Linked DNA regions of Mus musculus: all the other regions are linked to region 1. A link is a loop called in an ENCODE intact Hi-C map of the cell type or tissue named here. Cell type or tissue: left cerebral cortex. All regions are shown on one strand.

Evidence for each region. Hi-C counts contacts between places; a loop is a spot of excess contacts. Peaks named below come from ENCODE experiments on the same cell type or tissue, not always from the same donor. Only the 100,000 strongest peaks of a DNase experiment are listed, where the experiment ranks them.
Region 2: it touches region 1 in a loop (2.0-fold over the local background); 10 of 42 quality-filtered maps call a loop at or near these places.
Region 3: it touches region 1 in a loop (2.3-fold over the local background); 9 of 42 quality-filtered maps call a loop at or near these places.

What each region holds. Positions count from the first base shown.
Region 1 is chr13:45,960,618-45,963,117 of GRCm38, forward strand. All of the region lies in intron 1 of Atxn1 (ataxin 1), which reads right to left. Among named protein-coding and RNA genes, the nearest start is that of Atxn1, 3.1 kb to the right of the region's middle. In left cerebral cortex, a CTCF peak has its summit at 1,323; DNase peaks (open chromatin) are centred at 108, 1,399, 1,484 and 2,287; H3K4me3 peaks cover 2,497 bases; H3K27ac peaks cover 1,001 bases.
Region 2 is chr13:45,870,542-45,873,041 of GRCm38, forward strand. All of the region lies in intron 2 of Atxn1 (ataxin 1), which reads right to left. Among named protein-coding and RNA genes, the nearest start is that of Atxn1, 93 kb to the right of the region's middle. In left cerebral cortex, no CTCF peak of the experiment used is centred here; DNase peaks (open chromatin) are centred at 968 and 1,701; H3K4me3 peaks cover 752 bases; H3K27ac peaks cover 787 bases.
Region 3 is chr13:45,826,279-45,828,778 of GRCm38, forward strand. The region is part of intron 3 of Atxn1 (ataxin 1); the gene reads right to left. Among named protein-coding and RNA genes, the nearest start is that of Atxn1, 140 kb to the right of the region's middle. In left cerebral cortex, no CTCF peak of the experiment used is centred here; DNase peaks (open chromatin) are centred at 1,108 and 1,503; H3K27ac peaks cover 467 bases.

The DNA.
Region 1 (2,500 bases):
TTCTCTAATCTTTCTCTCAAAGGCAACTAACTGGGAGGCCTGAAGTCTCTTTATGCTATTTCTAACAAAATACCACTGCTTGCCAAGCCCTCTTAAAACGAAATGGGGGCTGGGGGAAGGGACACGATGCCTTTTCCAGTTCTCCATCAAGTACAGACACTTCTCGTATTTATTTTGGCAAGAGCTCATTTGTACACTGAAAGGCACAGGCCCACGTCTAACTGCAAGTCAAGCCGTTTCTCTGTCTGTCGCAGAATAGAATCGAGGCCCTCCAAGGTGTGGATAAAACTTAAAATTTCTGTCCTCTTATTTTAGATCCTGGTTTCACATGAACTCGCCTCTCAGAAATAATAGCTCGTTTTAACCACAGTGATACTTTTTTTCACTGGACCAGTGATACTTTTTTTTACTGGACCAGGCCACAGTAATGTGCCCACCACATAAACTCAGTAACCAGGGGAAACTGAGAAACCCCCTGGGAAGAAAACTGCACAACTTTCTCAGTCTTGGCACTGGAGAGGTGAGAGATTTGTGTGTGGGGGGGTGAGTGTCTCTTTATATGTCTTTCTCTCTTCTATTTTAACCGATTTAGCTACATGGCTTTAAAACTGTAAACTGACTGGCAGGGTCACAACTAAATCATGTCACATTCAAAGTTCCTAAAACATTCCCCTTCATTTGGACTGTCTGAGCAATGTTGGGCTACTTTTCTGTTATCTTTTCAGTTATAATATAATCTTTCTGTCCTTAGTAGGCTTAAGGTGGTGCCCAACGTAAGTGCTAGAGTGCAGCTCTCTAGACGTTCATTAAATTATACCCGTAGTATCATACAAACTGTTTACTGTGTAAAGCTCCAAGCAATAGAATGGCTTGTATCATCTCTCACTTAGCTGCAATATATATATATTCAATTACTTCTGAAGATATCAAAGATCAGGAGCAACAGATCCAAATTAAGGAAGATAATATTCACAATGCCTGCCTACTGTCAGTATCCTTTTTTTTTTTTTTATAATGTAGACTGTAAAGTTTAAAACTGTAACAGTGGAGATAGGCTTGCCAGATAAGTCATCTCCTTTTCATAATGTAAACCATCTAGAAAGCCAGCCAACACTGTCAGCAATTTCTATTATAAAGCATGGGTGTGCTGTCCTCTCACACTTGAAAGGGTTAAGTGCCTACCAGGCCAAAGGCTCTAGACTGAAAAAGAAAATGTTGCTTTAGTCAGCTCTGAAAGGTTTCTAGCAAGTATCAAATACTTGTTGATCTGCTCACAATGAACACCAGCAGGATTGTGAGGCTCCTTTCTCTATCTGGGGAGATGCATTTACATACTGTCCCCAGTAGGAACAGCGTGTTGGTTTCCCTTTAGAAAAGCTAAGTAGCTCGAAGCCCCATTCAGTGTCTCCTGACTGAAAGAAGACAGCAATTGAAACAGTGAAGTCTCTCCCCTCCCGGTTCGGGGCAGCTCAAATACTGTGCATAAAACACTTGGAGTAGTTCAGGCAAACCCACCTGAATGGGCCAAGGAACACTGTCTGTAGCCATGGCAACCTGATCTAATTACATGAGTGATCAGGGCTGGAGTAAGTGTACAGAAAACTAACACCACAGACAGTATCTATGATGAGAGAGGCAGACAGGCAGGAGGCTTCTCAGCCTCAGCTTTATGTGGAAGGTGGCGTTCAAGCCAATTTATTTGCAAAGCTGCTAAAATATTGACTGATGCGTGGCCAGTTAGAGGACAATCAGAGGAGATTAAATGCCACAGCTAAGCTGTTATGGTGCAATCCCTTTCCAAGAGTTCTTGCGCATGTTTTTTCTTCTCTCTGGTGGCTACCTCTAGCTTCCCCTGGCATAAGCTTCATTCAAAAATAAAATAAAAATAAAAACCCTCGGCTATCAAACTGTCTTAGCTACCCACCCACCATCAGTAAACCAGAGGGTAGGCTTAACCCAGGCTTCTAGGAATGGCAGGGCTCTTCATAAAGCTGGACACGGTTTAGCAAACACTATTGCAAAAAAGTAACCAGCTGCGCCTAAAAATACCCAGCATGTAACTACCTTGTTGCCTACGATCTATAGCAGTGCTGTTTAAATATTAAGAAGAGCTCGCATTATAAAACAGAAATGTCACTGAGATGACACTACTAGGTTGCTACAGGGAAACATAGGGCATACACACATTCCCCTGCATACCAGGCAGAATGTGAGGTGAGAACTCTAAAGCATTACTTTTTATTCTGTAGGTGGTGTGGGGTCTTCTAATTTTACTAATTGTATCCTGTGGCTCTCTCTCTGACAAACTAAGAAACCTCTTCGGGGACAGAACCAGTTTGGAGGAGTTCCTACTGCACAACATACGGTAAACAAAATAAAAATAGCTTGCCTTTCTTGTTAGCCACATAGCGCATTATATAACCAGCTTCCGACTGGCTTCTTTTTTTTTTTTTCCGCCCTTACTACTCTTCAGCAATTTCCCAACCTTCCCCAAGTATTT
Region 2 (2,500 bases), 90 kb before region 1:
CCCAGGTACGTCCAGTTGACAGTGGAGGTCAGCCATGTTAACGTCACCCTTTTTAAGTAGACACACAAACAGATAGCTGTTTAACTACAACAACCTTTCCTTTCTTGTTTGTCCCCCAAATCTCATGTTGGTACCAAAATATAAAACACAGTGCAACTTTTACAAGTGTTGTAGTGTTTTGTTTTGTTTTGAATTCCAATGATTTGAAAGTCCAAGTTCTCTTTAAAAGTCTAAAGTGGGGTGCTATAAAATCAGAAACAAGCTATATGCTTTCTTATATCAAGACAGAAGAACCAGGGTATAATTACAATCAGATTGAAGCAAAAGAAAAACATGCGCCATGATGCAATTCTTCTCCACTCTCTCCTAGGACTGTAGTTTATCTTCCACTAAAACAAACTGGAAATGAGGGCAGGGAAAAAGTTGAAAGGAGGGCTCTTAACTCCAGACTTAGTGGCATTCAGGACCAGATAATTTGGTGGCCCTAAACTTTAAACTGGCAGGTAGGTGTTCAGCAGACCTCTGGTCTCTATTTGGTGCCAGAGTCAAATTTGGTTACCCCTTGTCCCCAATGGTGACCATCAAAAATGGTCTTCAGATGCCTTGGTTGAGACCCATGAGTCTAAGATGTGCACCAAATCTTCAGACGGTTTCTCACCCTGAAAGAAGGCTTCGGTGGGGATAGAATGGCTGACCACCCTGAGTAGGAAATGCTTGGGACTACAAGTGATCCAGGTTTCAGAGTTTTTAAGATTTAAAAATACTTACATATAAATTAATTGAGTACCTGGTGGATATGATCTGAGCGCAAAAGCAAGCCTGTATTCATATACAACTTGTAGCGCACCTATCCTGCCGAATGTCATCTTATATAACATTTTAAGTAATTTTCTTCACAAAACAGGCTTCATTGGGATTTTTCTACTGCGGCAGGTTGCCGTTCTAAAAGCTTCAAATTTGGGGCTATTTCAGATCTTCACAGTAGGGATACATATATACACTCTTAAGTTACAGCTGGTCTCATTCAAATGAGTTTCCCAAGAATTCAGGCTGTTTGGCATTTCAAAACAGCTTTAAGTCAAAAATTCAACCACAGACTTTTTTTTTTTTTTTTTTTTTTTATAAAGGCCCCACTAAACTTACTCCCAGCCACAGGCAACGGAAACACAGTTTTTCTGTAGCAACCCTCAGCTCAACCCATAAAGGTATTCTCTATCTAGGCTGCTGACATGGGCTAGGGGAGGGTCAGAGGTCGTTTACACTTCCCGAGAGTTAATGTTATAACTCAGTACAACTTTTTTTTTTTTTTTTGCCTTGATGTCATTAATAAAACTCCTTCAGTCAAAAGGTTCAGTGCAACGCAGACCCCGAAGCAGCGCACGGGCTGGAAGCCTGGCTCTGGTTACAGGCAGATGTCCTAGAATCTGATCCTGGGAAGCGGCTGCCATCCTGCACTTGGAAGTCAAAGCTACTAAAGAAACAGATAATTTTCTCAATGAGGTCTCTCCAAGAAAAACGACTTGAAGATGCTAACAAGCCTGCTTTGAGCAGCTCTGAATTCTCTCCTGGCTTTCGGTTTCAATTTCAAAATGACATAGCAGGAAAGAAGATACTAGAAACCTTAGCTCCTGTTTTTACCGAGATCTTAAAGCAAAACTGCAGTGTCCAAGGCTGGGTGTGAAGTAGACAGGCACAAGATGGGTCCAGGGGAGAGCTACCTCTGACCAGAGTTGAGATGGGTCTTGACGGCCGGAGTTACCAAGACTGGTGACTATGCAGAATGTTCTTCCAGGAATGTCTGCCCACATCCTTGGTGACTCGAAATAACCAATGGCCTTTCAAGACAGCAACTGTGTTTCACCCTCCGGAGATTAACCCGCAGTCAACCGTGGCCATGTTGATCAAGGCAACGATGATAACCACAGGTTTGCTTGGAGGTTTTTCCTCTACTGAAACAAAGTCTTAAAAGAAGGTTTGTGACTCCGGAGAACTAAGGGCCAAGGTCACAAATCAAAGGCACTCGTTACAGATTCTCCCTTCTTTCATCTCTTCAGATAATTTACAGTTAAAAGGAAAAGAGTGATATTTGAGGCAGTCAACTTTTATCACATGCATGAGCGTGCAAGAGGCAGGAATAAAGCTCTCTCAGGACTCAGCCAGTGGCTGAAGACGCTGGCTGCTGTGACCAAAGACATGGACCCTCAAATGCCCGCAGGAGGGAAGGAGAGAACTGCCTCACACAAAAATTATCCTCTGACCTACACACACACACACACACACTAACTAACATTAAATAAGTGAATAAAGTATAATATTAAAATTATTTTAAAAGAGTTCCCAGGGAAGGTAGAATGAATTTTATGAATTTAAGTTGGGGTGCAAGGAACTTCTGGCACTGTGGTATGTTAACATCACCAAACCTATCTCCAACCAGGCAGCCTGGGTTAGCATCAGAGAGATGCGTTAACATTACTGACACAAGCACGGTTGAGCGCAGGCC
Region 3 (2,500 bases), 130 kb before region 1:
CTTGTCTTACTTTCTTTTCCTGTCAATTTGATAAAACACACTGACATATGCAACTTATGGGAGAGAAGGCTTATCCTGGTCATAGTTCAAGGTACAATCTATCACAGTAGGGGATTCCTGACAGCAAAAGCTTGAAGTAGCTGGTCATATAGATCCACAGTAAGGAAGCAGAGAGCGATAAATGCTTGAACTCAACTTATTGTCCTATTTGTAGACATTCAAGTTCCTAGCCTAGGGAATGGTGCCACCCACAGTGGAAAGGCCTTCTCTGTTTGATTAGCCTAATGGAGGTAATACCCCCACAGGCATACATTAAGCCCATCTCCCCTGTGAGTCTAGATCTCATCAAGCTGGCATACGCATCAGCCATCACGGATCGGGAGATGGTGGTGGTCGTGGCCGCACAGCAATCTGGTTGCTTTTATATCACCAAATAGTTTAAAGTCAGACAGAAGGGTAGAGTCCATGGCGTTTATATATCATCCAAATGTAGAAGCCACTGTTTTGTGTCAGTATGAAGTCATACTCCGGCAGAGACCTGTCTTCACGTCATATAGATCCCGCACCACAGCTTGAGCAGGGCAGAGTCTTTATTTTTATGACAATCGTGACCCTTGATCCACAAACACTTTAGCAGTGTAAGCAGTGGGTAAGACTACAAGAACCAAGAAAGCTGAAAGTCACCATTCACATGTTGACCTTGACAGAAAGACTGCAAAAACAAGGGCTTAAACTCAACACAATCTGCCACCAATTCAGAACGAGCTACTGCCGTGTACCCTAAGGGACTGGGGCGCATTCACCGTTGAACTTGAACTGAATTTTTTTGACTCCTGTATATTTAAATTCCCATCAACACTGGGACTGCCAACTCCACTTCTGCTGCTGATCACAGAACTCATCTCTTATCATCTGGCAGAACCGCTCCCATGAAAACGCTCGAGTTTTGAACATCCTGAGGTGCTGAGGACACTTTGAAAAAAACGTTAAACAATAAAAACTGTCAGCAATTACTGGAAATGGAAAGCCAGCCAAGCCTCTTTGATGGAATTTTTTTTTTTAATGCCTGGAACAACCTTCCCACACCCACTCCCACATCTATCACACAAGTGCACTTCTCCTTTCACAGTTCACCTTAAGTCACTTCTCAGTGACTCTATAATGAAGGCAGAGGAGAGGCAGTGTGAGGGAAACAAAGAGTACTCGCCACCCCACCCCAACCCCCAGAGCAAGGCTTGGGGTTGCCCAGAGCCCCAACCTAATTATTATATTCATGCTACATTTTTTTCCATTCTGCTCAATGAGCTAGTGTTTTCCAGTGCACATCTCTATATTAACCTGTGTGTGCAATACCCATCTTCACTCTGAGAATCCTCAGTGGCTCCAGGATAACTGGCTGCTCTGAATGGGCTAGAGACTCTGGGACCATGCTGAGTCAGCCAGGCCAAGTGTGACTCACAGTGCTCCTGCTGAGAAGCTAAGAATCTCCTTCTTGGAGAGGCAAGGGGTTTGTCACAGAGAAGGAGCCACACACCCAGCAAGCCTTTCCATCCGGCAAACGTAATTCAGCAAATATTTGCCAAAGACCTACTAAATGCCAGGCGGGCATAATGCCAGAAATTGGGGACAAAAATATGCCTAAGACGTGGACCCAGGGAAGAAACAGCTGGTGCTTCCTATAGCAACCACATTCTCAAGGAGTCATCAGAACACTACTAGGGGGGGTAAAAATAGCAGCTTTGCCCTCAAAAAAAAAAAAAAAAAAAAAAAAAAAGAGAGAGAGAAAAACTAAAATAAAAAATAAAAATGCCAAGTACACATACGTCAGCCAGTTCCCAAGCAAACATTACACACTGGAAGGACAGATTTACAAGCCTGGTGTCGTCTTTGCAGACTTTCCTCTTCAGAACTCCAGTTATCACATACTCCAGACACATAAGTGTCCCAATGTCCCCTAAGCAACAAAAACCAACTCACACCGACGTGAATGCAAGCCTCAAGGATCTACTACCACGAACCTGGAGCTCACTCATATGCTATGCTCCACAAACCTGGCAAGAAGCAACTCTTCATTTGCAGAGGTTAACCCCCCCCCCCCCCAGTGCCTGGCACGAGGCTCAGCCTATGACAAGCAGTTAAAAACATTTTCGGCACTAGAATCATGATTTAGCCACCTGCATATTACTGTAAAAATTAACAGTTAAAGAGTCTGTTGTAGCTCATCTGAAGCAACAATAGCACCTATAAAACCCTCACTCCTGGTCCCTCGACACCCGAACATTCCCTCCTCCTTTGGGATCTGAGGAAGACAGATTCTGGCCCCTTTGCTTGATGGAGACTAAAACCACAGGTGTCCAGATCTTTTCTGTTAAAATGACAGGATTTGCAGTGAACCTACATACTCGTGGGCTGGAGAGATGGCACAGTGGTTAGTTAAGAGCGTTCCCTGCTCTTTCAGAAAGGACTCAGGTTCTCAGTACCTACACAGCAGCTAACAACT